2 separate regions of the Homo sapiens genome follow, and region 2 is linked to region 1. Evidence: chromatin loops called from intact Hi-C (ENCODE). Cell type or tissue: PC-3. All regions are shown on one strand. Each heading gives the region's core, and the rest is flanking DNA. Links, peaks and the distances in the headings are about the cores only. Region 1 has its middle 130 kb from the start of RPS6KA2-AS1. Region 2 has its middle 79 kb from the start of RPS6KA2.

What was found. Hi-C counts contacts between places; a loop is a spot of excess contacts. Peaks named below come from ENCODE experiments on the same cell type or tissue, not always from the same donor. Only the 100,000 strongest peaks of a DNase experiment are listed, where the experiment ranks them.
Region 2: it touches region 1 in a loop (13-fold over the local background); 2 of 110 quality-filtered maps call a loop at or near these places.

What each region holds. Positions count from the first base shown.
Region 1 is chr6:166,769,855-166,775,232 of GRCh38, reverse strand. It overlaps a transcript of RPS6KA2 not described here. Among named protein-coding and RNA genes, the nearest start is that of RPS6KA2-AS1, 130 kb to the left of the region's middle. RefSeq lists an enhancer at 3,261-4,460. In PC-3, for the core only: CTCF peaks have their summits at 2,313, 2,519 (motif pointing left), 4,429 and 4,628; no DNase peak of the experiment used is centred there.
Region 2 is chr6:166,704,005-166,709,382 of GRCh38, reverse strand. It overlaps a transcript of RPS6KA2 not described here. Among named protein-coding and RNA genes, the nearest start is that of RPS6KA2, 79 kb to the right of the region's middle. In PC-3, for the core only: a CTCF peak has its summit at 2,174; a DNase peak (open chromatin) is centred at 2,072; H3K27ac peaks cover 1,073 bases.

The DNA of each region.
Region 1 (5,378 bases), core at 1-5,000:
TTTTGGAGGAAGGGCCCAGGGTGTTTATCAAAGCCATCAAAGCCATTTAAGAATCAAGACTGCCCCCCAAAGTCTGGGTAAAACCGTTTTAAATTAACCATTTTGGTAACTCCCACGTGATTTCAAAATGGTAAAATCGTAAAATTGGTTGTGTAGCCTAATTAAGTATAAGAAACGGAACTCTGATGATGCTGAGCGCAGGTGCAGGCTGGGCAGGTCACATTATCCTGTGTAAAAATATCCGCAGTGCCACCTGCCGTTTCTCCTCTGCCCTCCCAACCCTAAAAGCTGGAAGACGGGGCTCATCCAAAATAAAGGACAGCTCAGAGCTATTGAAGCACCTGGGGATCCGACTCCTCAGAGGTCACAGACAAGAAGCACACATGCCAGCGTTCTCAAAGAAGGGCGAGATGTTTTGGGGTCCTTTATGCTGCTGTAATCTGGGAACGCCTTAATTTTCCCCACATCGTCATCATGCTGATGTTCACTGATGGCTGCTGTCTGCTGGGAGCCCAATATGGGCCAGCTCATTTCTTTCTCCCACCACCCCTGTGTAAGGGACTGTCTTCCTCAATTGTACAAACAGGGAAATTGGGGCTGAGGAGTCCAATGACTTGCCTAAGTTCTGGTGCCAGGAAATAAACCCTGGCTGGCTGCTTGGGAGGCTGAGCTCCCTACCATGGTCCGTAGCATCTTGGGAGAGCTTAGCCACGTGGTGCTGGGATGGGTGCAGCAGCAGCAGGGACAGTCACAGCATTCTCAAAGACCCAGAATAACCAACGCCGGGACGCTCGCTGGGTAAAGACGGCTGCACCACTCCAGCCACAGCACCACTTGAAAGTGTCCAATTTTCTAGAATCCCATGCACTAATTTCACTGAGAAATTCATAGCTGATATCGAGTCTATCAACTGCCTGACCATGACTGTCTAAATGTGTCTTTTGAGGAACGTGCACAATCTTCAAGACATTCTGTCATCTGGTAAGCAGGGGTGCTGTGAGCACACGGAACACCTTTTGTGTTATAAAATTTGGCTGGCAGCTTTACTTGCAGTCCAATCATAAAAGACCCCTGAGGATCAAATGAATCTTGGTCATCCAGACTATGACCCCAAGTGCCGTGAAAGCGATGGTGCCTGCCTTTCACATTTCTCCCACAACACTGGGTCACTTTCTAGACTTAAAAAAAAAGATTCAATCCATATTTTTTTCCAAAAGGTTGGCGAGTATTTGTTTAGAAATTTCTGATAGTTTATTTCAAATCAATGAAACACACAAAAATATTTGTCTGACCACGTCCATTTATTTTCTGCAAGCATGCTTGGCTATATGACAAGTGTCCTCTTCACGGAATACCCCTGGAGGACGATCATTTGCACAAAGCGTTTTATGTCATCTCAACGGTAGTTTTTTTTTCTTCCTGGTGGAGCTAGCCATGATGATAATAAATTCATGTTAAACGTATTTTGACGATAATGTGGTCACAGGTATGTAACAGGATGGACAGACGAGGAAGGGGACAGTAGCAGATTGCAGCCAGGTGCAGTGGCTCACGCCTGTAATCCCAGTGTTTCGGGAGGCCAAAGCAGGCAGATCACCTGAGGTCAGGAGTTCCAGACCAGCCTGGCCAATGGTGAAACCCTGTCTCCGCTAAAAACACAAAAATTAGCTGGGTGTGGTGGTGGGCGCCTGTAATCCCAGCTACTCACGAGGCTGAGGCAGGAGAATCACTGGAACCTGGGGGGCAGAGGTTGCAGTGAGCCAAGACTGCACTACTGTACTCCACCCTGGGTGACACAGCGAGACTCCACCTCAAAAACAACAAAACAAAACAAAACAAAAAAAAACGAAAAGAAAGAAAAGAAAAGTGGATTGCTTCAGGAGTCAGGATTTCCTGTGGGGGCTCTGACTCCCCTGTGATGGAAAGCCCCTCATTAGGGCACACTGGGCTTTCCTGTGACCCCTCTTCCCCCTCTCCTCACCCCCTTCCCTGCCTCCTTCTCCAACCTGCACAGTCACAGATGCTTCAGGGGAGGAGATGGGATCCGTAAGGGGAGTCCTCTCCTCTCGTGTCCTGGATCGGAAAGGAGTAGTAGAGGAGCTGGGATTTCCTTCTGGAGCTGGAAGCTGCCCCTGTTCTCTGCCCACACAGGGTTGACCCAGACGTGGAGCCCGCACAGCAGGCTGACCATGGTGTAGAGAGGATGGGTGTGGGGGCCAGTTTGGAGGAAGAGAAGGGGTGGAGGTGGGAGGGATAGCGTGGCTGCAGAGTGGCTGGAGAATCCTCATTTAATGTCCAAGTCATTCCAGATTCCCCTGTTTAATTCAGGGGAGTTAACAACATTCTTAATGTTGTTTGCAAAGAAGAGAGTCCAGGAAGTGAGAAGGGAAAGACAGTCAGTGATTCTAAACAAGACAATATGAAAAATTTAGTAATGTGTCTTTTTATGAGGGACCCCAAGCACCGCATACCCTGGATGCACAGTCTCAGGTGTGTCCCGACAGCCGGGCTTAGTAGCGCCATCTGTGGGGCACTTCCTTTGAAAAGCTGGTTGCCCTGAGAGTAGGTCATGGAGTGGAATGAGGTGATAGGCGAAGGCACAACATTGCGGCACATTTGGGATTTTCATGCTATTAGGTATTTTTCTGTAAAAGCGTCATTTATGTTCCACCGGGTCTCACCATCTTTTTCAAGTTATAGAAACAGAATCAAACCTTCTTAAAATTGGCAATTTGTTGGCTCACACCATTGAAAGAGATGGTTTCTGGTGGGTCTGAATCCCAGCGTCCGAAGCTGTCGGCAGGACACTGAATTTCTCTTCCTCCTTGCTCGACTCCATTCTCAGGCAGGCACATTTCCAAGGCAGAGCAAGCACAAACCCCAGACTTAGGTCATCTGCCAGGCTGGCCATCCCAGGACAAGGGGGCTGACAGCTCTGAGGGAGCCCTGCTAGGGCCTTTCTCCCAGTGGTGGGGGGGCTGGGGGGTGGGGTCATTCCCACCTGGACTCCATGGAACTAGTGTCCCATAGAAAGAAAGGGAGTGCTTGCCAGGAGGGGAGAAGGGCTGCTGGGTAGAAACCCCACATAGGCTCACCATACATGCCCAGTACAATACAAACAGGTACATAAATGGCAAAAACAAGTGGTAAAGTCAGCATTAGCAACTGTATTCTTGCCAGTTATTAATTACCGTCCAGTTGGGAACATAAAACAAACAGAGCTATGATTCTCACCTCGATAAACCGGCCGCTCATCAGCTGTGTTGGAGGACAGAGGAGGTGTAGGCTGAGGCGAGAATGGGCACCCGCAGTGCAGGGGTTTCTCTCAGGGAAGAATCGCTGGACCCCTTTCCTCATGGCACACTCGGGAGAAGCCAGCCCCAAAGCTGTGCTCACTCGTGACAACCGAGGGCCATGTGAGGCAGCAGAGGCCGCTGGCATCTCCTGTTAGCCTCATTTCATTTAGATGGTGATTCCAACGCTCTGTCTTCTGACACTTGAACCGCAGTCATCAGTAGGGGCAAAGGAGATTTCATTTGAATTCTGGCTTCTTCCTTCATCTCTTATATTTCAGTGGGTATGAGCCAAGGAACAGAGAACAGAAGAGAAATGTGGCAGGAAAAGGCTAAAGGAGAAAGTAGGAAATGGAAATGTGGCCCCTGCATCACTGAACGTGCCGCAGTAAGGGTAGCCGTTGTCTCTGCTCTCAGCAGTCCTAAAACCACGTTGCTGAGTAAAATCTTCAGGTCACCTCCAAACCATGCTGGCCAAAAAGAGGCTTGGGAAGAAGAAAGGCCTCCTAGACACACGCGCTTCCGGGTTTAAGCCCTGGACCAAGCACGATTGGAATTTTAACTAGGTGTATGCGAGCGTATTACAGATGAAGATGAAATCTACAGATTAAAATAGCTGGAATGAGCCTCTTCCATAGACTAGAGTTTAGAGTCACCTGAAAGCATTTGCCTGCTCGTCACTGATGCGTGGCTTGGAAGATAAATGCTGTGCATATGGAGCTTGAAAGAGACTTTCTTTCCGTTGAGCTTTGAGGTTGGTGATGGGACACCATCACTTCCTTTGGCTAAATTTTAAAAGTTGCACAAAAGTCGCAAGTTCCTTTCTTCTGTAGGCTTTCACTAAAGGGCTTCCTGAACGCGAAAGAAACTCCTCCAATTACTTAAAATTATGTGGAGATTAATGTTTAGAAACAAAAAGCTCACAGGCCTGGTGAGTATGGTAGTAATGCCCTTGCTAATGAAGTTGCTGACTGTAAATACGTCCTGTGACTTAAAGGAATTCTTTCTTCGTTTCCATTTTCACAGGGCAAAAGTGACTCAGCTGCCTGCAAGACAAAGGTAGCTGGATCCGTAGAGGTAAGAAGCGTTCCTGTGGGTTTGTTTTTTTCCATGCTTATGTGAGTTACATTTTTTTTTTAAGTTAAACATGAAGTCTTTTTCAATTTATTGAGTTGTTTCACGGTGCCCGGAGTCCAGCAAGGCAAGGTGCGAAGAGCTTTTAGAAGGCTGGACCACTCCACAGGAAAATGTGAATTTTTTGGCATCCTGTGGGGAATCCGAGTGCTTTGTGCAGTAATGTCCTTGTACAGCAGGGGCTGCCTTGCGTGCTAAACTGAGGATGTCATCTTGCCATGCATTATGATTTGAGTTTGATTCTGAATCTCTGCATCACTTTATGTCCAATATTCCTTTTAAAACTACGACGTGCCTTCAAAATAAGCTGAAATTACCAGCGGCAGAAGGGAGCCATGGCAGCGAGGCAAACGTGGGGGTGCTGAAGCTGCCTGGGGCTGTGTCTGCCCTCGAGGTTTGCAGGCTGGTGGCCGACCAGCCTCCAGACTCTAGTGCGTGTGGCTCAGCAACAGCTTTTCTAGGAATTAGGACTAAAATAGATAATTTTAGATGGAGGTAGATTTCTCCTATTTCAAGCATCTATCTGGTTTTAATACCTTTATTAATAAGACATTTTTAAAGATAGTTTAATAGCTGTTTTCAATGCTTTGGGCTGCAACACTCAGGTGAAATGTAGTAAGTCGGTAGTCACGCCACATGTGGTTGTGACACCATGGGATTGATCATCCTTGGGGCCGCGCCTCTGCAGCGGTCACAGCAGGCTAGATGGGCCTGCTCCTTGTAGGTGCCAAACGGGTCATTGGAAGTTGGTTTCTGGTTGAGCTTATGTTCATCTACATTGATACGTTAAACTGCGCTGTAGTTCATTTGAAACAAAAATACTCCTGATTTTCTGGCAGCTTTCCTGAAGCTAAAAAGCAAAAATATAATAAGGTTAAAAAGGTCTTATGAGAACAGCATGAGCTCTGCCACAGGGGTCTTGCTGGGCAGTGGGTGGCCCTCGGAGCTGCC
Region 2 (5,378 bases), core at 92-5,091, 66 kb after region 1:
GTGCCGGGATGACAGGCGTGAGCCAACTTACTCAGCCCATGTGTTTATTTTTAAGGATATTTTGAGGATATGTTGTGTCTTTATTTCTGACTTCTGGGACTATTGTTCTTATTCCTCCATTAATAAAAGTAATGATTTTCTACATGCGTGCCCAGCTTGACAAGCACCCCACATCCGTTATCTTGTTACATCTTTATGACAACCGGTGAGGGAAGCAGAGGTGAGATGAACTTCAGTGCTGCTTTAAGGAGGAGGAAACTGAGGCACAACCCGGATAAGAGGCGTGCTAAAACAAGCCGATAGTACCCGGCTGGGGGAATGTGTATGGAACCCCACTGCAGGCTCACAGCTTGTGGCTCACACCTCTTCCTTGTTTCTCTACTTTGAATATCAACACGGAGCGGTGTGTCACTTCTATTTCATATCTCTCCCAGTTGTCTACATGACTGGCTTCACTTACTCCACAGAACTTAATACATTGCAATTTGTGGTACAATGCATTTATTTTATCATGTATTGCCCATGAAAATTAATGGTGGAGACTTCAGTTCAGAAGTATGTATTTCAAAAATATAATTACACTTGAAAGTGAGCAAGTTCAATTGTATGAGAAGGAAGTCACTGTGGTAAAACTTTAGAGAAAGTTATTTATTGTAACTGTAAATAGTACTAGTAAAGGCCTACTGGTAAAGCCTGTTTAGCAGTGTGCACTGCCTGGTGACGAGAACTCTCAGCGGGTGTGTAAGTACCTTCTCAGGACCTGCGAAACGTCTTGGAATGTCTTCTAACTTCTTAGCTTTTGCCAGGGTTCCAAGGCAGGAGGAATGGAAGTTGCAAGGAAGAAAGCATTTTTGTTTATACTGAAATTATTTTTAACATCCTAAATGTTTTCAACAACCTGATAAAGCAGTTTCTTTGGTGTGGCTTAGCTTTTTGAGAGTTGAGATTTTTCTGTGTCAAGTCCAGGTTAACTATTCTTAAAAGTGATTTCAAAAGCCAGGAAAAACCACTTTGCAGTAATCAGAATGTTATCCAACTGTATAATGTTTACTTTATTGTAAATACTTGTGAAGAGTGGTCAATAAATAGTTTTATGTTCCTTTATGCAAAAAAAAGATTTCATCCTGTTATTTGACATCAAGCTCAATCCTATTATGTTTCCAACAGAATTAATACATAGTGACAAAAATATATTGAATTAAATCAGGTTTTTTTCTAGATCCAATAAAAAACACAAATATTTTTAATAAATAAGTGTAAGTATATAGATTTAATTCTACCGGAGAATATTTTCCTTTTTTCTGTGGTTGTACAATATTAGCAAAAGAAATTATTCTCAGGCCAGTTGTGGTGGCTCATGCCTGTAATCTCAGCACTTTGGGAGGCTGAGGCAGGTGGAATACTTAAGGCCAGCAGTTCAAGACCGGCCTAGGCAACATAGTGAGACCCTGTCTCTGTAAAATATTCAAAAATTATCTGGGCACGGTGGTGCACACCTGTAGTTCCAGCTACTCTGGAGGCTGAGGCGGGAGGATTGCTTGAGCCTGGGAGGTCAAGGCCACCAGCCTAGGAGCCAAGATCGCACCACTGTACTTCAGCCTGGGCAACAAAGTAAGACCCTGAAAAAAAAGAGAGAGAGAGAGAGAAAGAAAGAAAGATTACTCTCTGAAGATAAGTAATAATGATCACCATAATTAAGGTACTATATTTATACATTTTAGGTCACTTGTTTAGTCACCTCCCAATCTGATCCAGGTGCACCTGTCTGGACCTCCTCCTTTATAATGACCCTGGGCCTTGATTCTGCACTCCTTCCATTACTGTCATCCATAACTTTAAACGTGCCCAGATATTCACTATCCTTAATTTATAAGTCATTTTCATTCCTCTGCCACTTCCCCACCACCCAGTCACCTGGTTTTGTTCCTCACTGCTCCATTGAAACTGTTTCTATTTACCTTTGTAATGAATCAACAATATTTGCTTACTAAGAATCATGCTGCACTTTGGAAACCGACCTTCACTTATTCCTGAAAGTCTCCCTGCCACATGGTTGGAGCTCCCTAACCGTGTGGGTGAGACGGAACTGTGCTCTAACCCGGCTCTGCTCTGCGGGCTGCGTGGCTGCCGGGCTGCCGTCCATCTGCACAGAGAGCAGAGCTGCCCCCTTCCCGGCAACCCCGGCATTGCACAAAGGGTTATCTGTCCAGTGCTGCCACAAGGAAGGCATCTAGCAGATGCTGGTTTTCTCTTCCTTTGCCTGCTAACTCTCTTCTCTGATCAGCCTTTACTCTCAAGTTTGCTGGGTACTTTTCTTCTTCCTGCACACTAATTATAGGTATGTTGGACTTTGTTCTATTTTGAGTAATATTCACTCCTAAATTGAACTTATCCATTTGAATGGCTGTCACCCTTCCACCAATAAATCTGAAGACCATTTACTCTTAATGTTTTTCAAAAACTTCCTATGCAGAGTTTTGTTACTACTATTCAAGGAACTCTAGCACAACTGTCAAAATAAGACTCTTCTTGTTTAATACTATTTTACTTTTCCTCCCGATCCCACCCTCTCTATATTCTTAGATATGAATGTATCCTTTAAGATACACAGTAACAGGCTGTGCGTGTGATATTTCATTTTGCACAGACAGTTGGCACGGGGCTTTACTTCCCCCTGGGTACTGTGCGTAAAGCCTGCCTAACTAGCTGTCCCCTTGCCTGGGTACCCATCCAGTCGTGGAGGGCTGGGGGTCTGGGGTCTCCAGGCTATGCAGCATGGGATGGAAAGAGCACAGATGATACTCGTTCTTCATCTTCATGACTGCTCAAGTGTTCTCCATGCAGTCACGGCAGGGGACGCTTCCAGAAGAATTGCAGGAGGCCCCAGATCTTCCTTCCCACGCTCACCAACTCTTGGTTGTATGACGCCTTTACATTTTATAAATATGATGGCTTGAATTGTCTTCTCCTCATTTTATTTCTTCTGGTTACATTGACTGAGTTGAGGAACTCTTCACATACTTGCCAGTCATTTACATTTCTCTTGCTGTGAACTGTTTTCATTCCTGGCCTGTTTTTTGGGTTGGGTTGCCTATCTTTTCTTGTTGATAGCAACATGAGCCATGTGGTCCTCTCAATTGGTACAGAGAGGTATTTGATAAAATTTCACCACTTAAGTTTAATAAAAACTGTAATTGGTTATTGCAGGTGTGTTAGTCCATTTGGGATGCTGTAATGAAAAACGATAAACGGAGTGGCTTATAAACAACAGAAATTCGTTTCTCACAGTTCTGGAGGCTGGAAGTCCAAGATCGAGGAACCCACAGATCCAGTGTCTGGTGGACACTTGCTCCCTGGTTCACAGACAGTGCCTTCTTGCCAAGTCCTCACGTGGTGGAAGGTGTGAGGGCCCTCTCTAGAGTCTCTTTCATAAGGTCTCTTTTATAATCCCATTCATGAGGGCTTTGCTCTCATGACCTAATCACCTCCCAGACCCCCCTCCAAATACCATCACACTTGGGATTAGATTTCAACATAAGAGTTAGGGGAGACACAAACATTCAGTCTGTATCAATAGGTGAGGATAATTGCTAGTAATTTTTAAGCCCACTGTAAATCCATCAACATCACTGAACTCTCGTTAGTTTTAATAGTCTCTATTCTGTTGGAGTGTCTATGTCTAGGATTGTGTCATCTGCCAATAAGGATGTTTTTTATCTTCCTTCCAAATCTTATACCACTAATTTATTTTGTTTTCTGACTCTCTCCTTCTTGCTTCTTTCTTCTTTTTTGTCTGTAAGGACCTTTAGTACCATGCTAAGCAGTTGTGATGTTAATGGGCATCTTTGCTTCTGATTTTAAAGTTTCTCCACTGAGTGTGATGTTTACTGGTTGTTTTTGTAATGTAGCCTTTACCAAGTTGAGCGACTTTTCTTCTAGTTCCCTAAGGGTTTGTGCGGAGGGTGGTGATCTGCTCAGATTAGTGTTTCATAGACTGCTGTGGCCAGGGAGGAGGCTGCTGCAGTGATTCAGGTGTAAGATGAAGGTGGCAGCAGAGACAAAGAGAAACGGACACATTCGAGAAACACTACTGGTAAAATTTAATGGGACATGATGATAGATTGGGTATGGGAAACGTCCCAGCTGGCGCCTTGCTCTTGGCTTGCACAATTGGACGGATACCATCTGTGGAGTTAGGAAATCCTGCAAGAGGTATTGACATGTTGACATGTTGATTCTCACATGTTTGAGGTGAACATCTCAGAATAAGATGTTGAGTAGATGTTGGATATGGGGACCTGGAGCTCAGAAGAAAGTACCTGAGAAGTTTGCATTGTGCAAAATCACCCACTGCAGAGAGCAAGGCTTTGAGAAAATATGGTGCTGGGATAGAACACCCAAACCTTAGAAATTCTGTAACCAGAGCACAAACCACAATATTAACAATCCTAATTTTAAATCCTGGCATAGAAGAAATATATTCAATTCCCAATAAATGGAATATGCTGCAGTACATACAGAACTTTACTGTAATAAGGAAAAAGAGGAAGGCAGCCTAGGGGAAGGACAGGTCAGGAAAGATCAGAGGACTGAGCCTTGGAGCCCAGAATGCAGACAGGACAGTTACAGGCTTTGCAAAAATGCAGTGACGCCAGCGAGGAGAGTTCCAGGTCACCATCATGTGCTCGTTTCTTTTGCGTGAAGATCCAGGAGAACCAGGCAATCTGGACACTTTCAAACCCAAACACATGGCCAGACAGGACCAGCAGAAGAAACCTGGGGCCGATGGGCATCCAAGTGTGTTCCTGGTGTCTTGCTGTGTTCACCTGTGTCACAGTCCTTTGTGTTATAGCACAGACCTGCTGTTACACGGTGACTTAAAACGTGAGTGCATCAGAGAAATTGGCTCATGACTAATGCAACTTTTATATTATCTTCACACCTAGTCAGTCGCTAAGTCTATCAGTTACACGTGTGTTTTAGAAAACATGTGCTCTGGAGCAAACCAGGCTGCATTTCATCAGCAGTATGCGCATGCCTCGTCAGTGTTCCTGTTGGGCCAGGTGTGTGGGTGGCGAATGCTAACTACCTGCAGATGCATCTAGAAGGAGACACTGACCTTGGGTCACCTTGGCTACATACTGCATGCTATCAACACCTCACAGATTGCTGTTTCATTTTAAAATCTCTTATAAGCATGAAAAGTATTTAAAATCACTGTGATTTAGGATATTGTTGAACTTGTCCTAATTTGGAGGGGAGAATTGTTCTTTTCCGGATATAACTCTCACCTCTGTTATACGAAGTCAAGTTCTGGCTCCTCAGCTTTCTGCAAGAAGTGTGAGCCAATATCTTCTTTTAAATGAAAATAATATCCA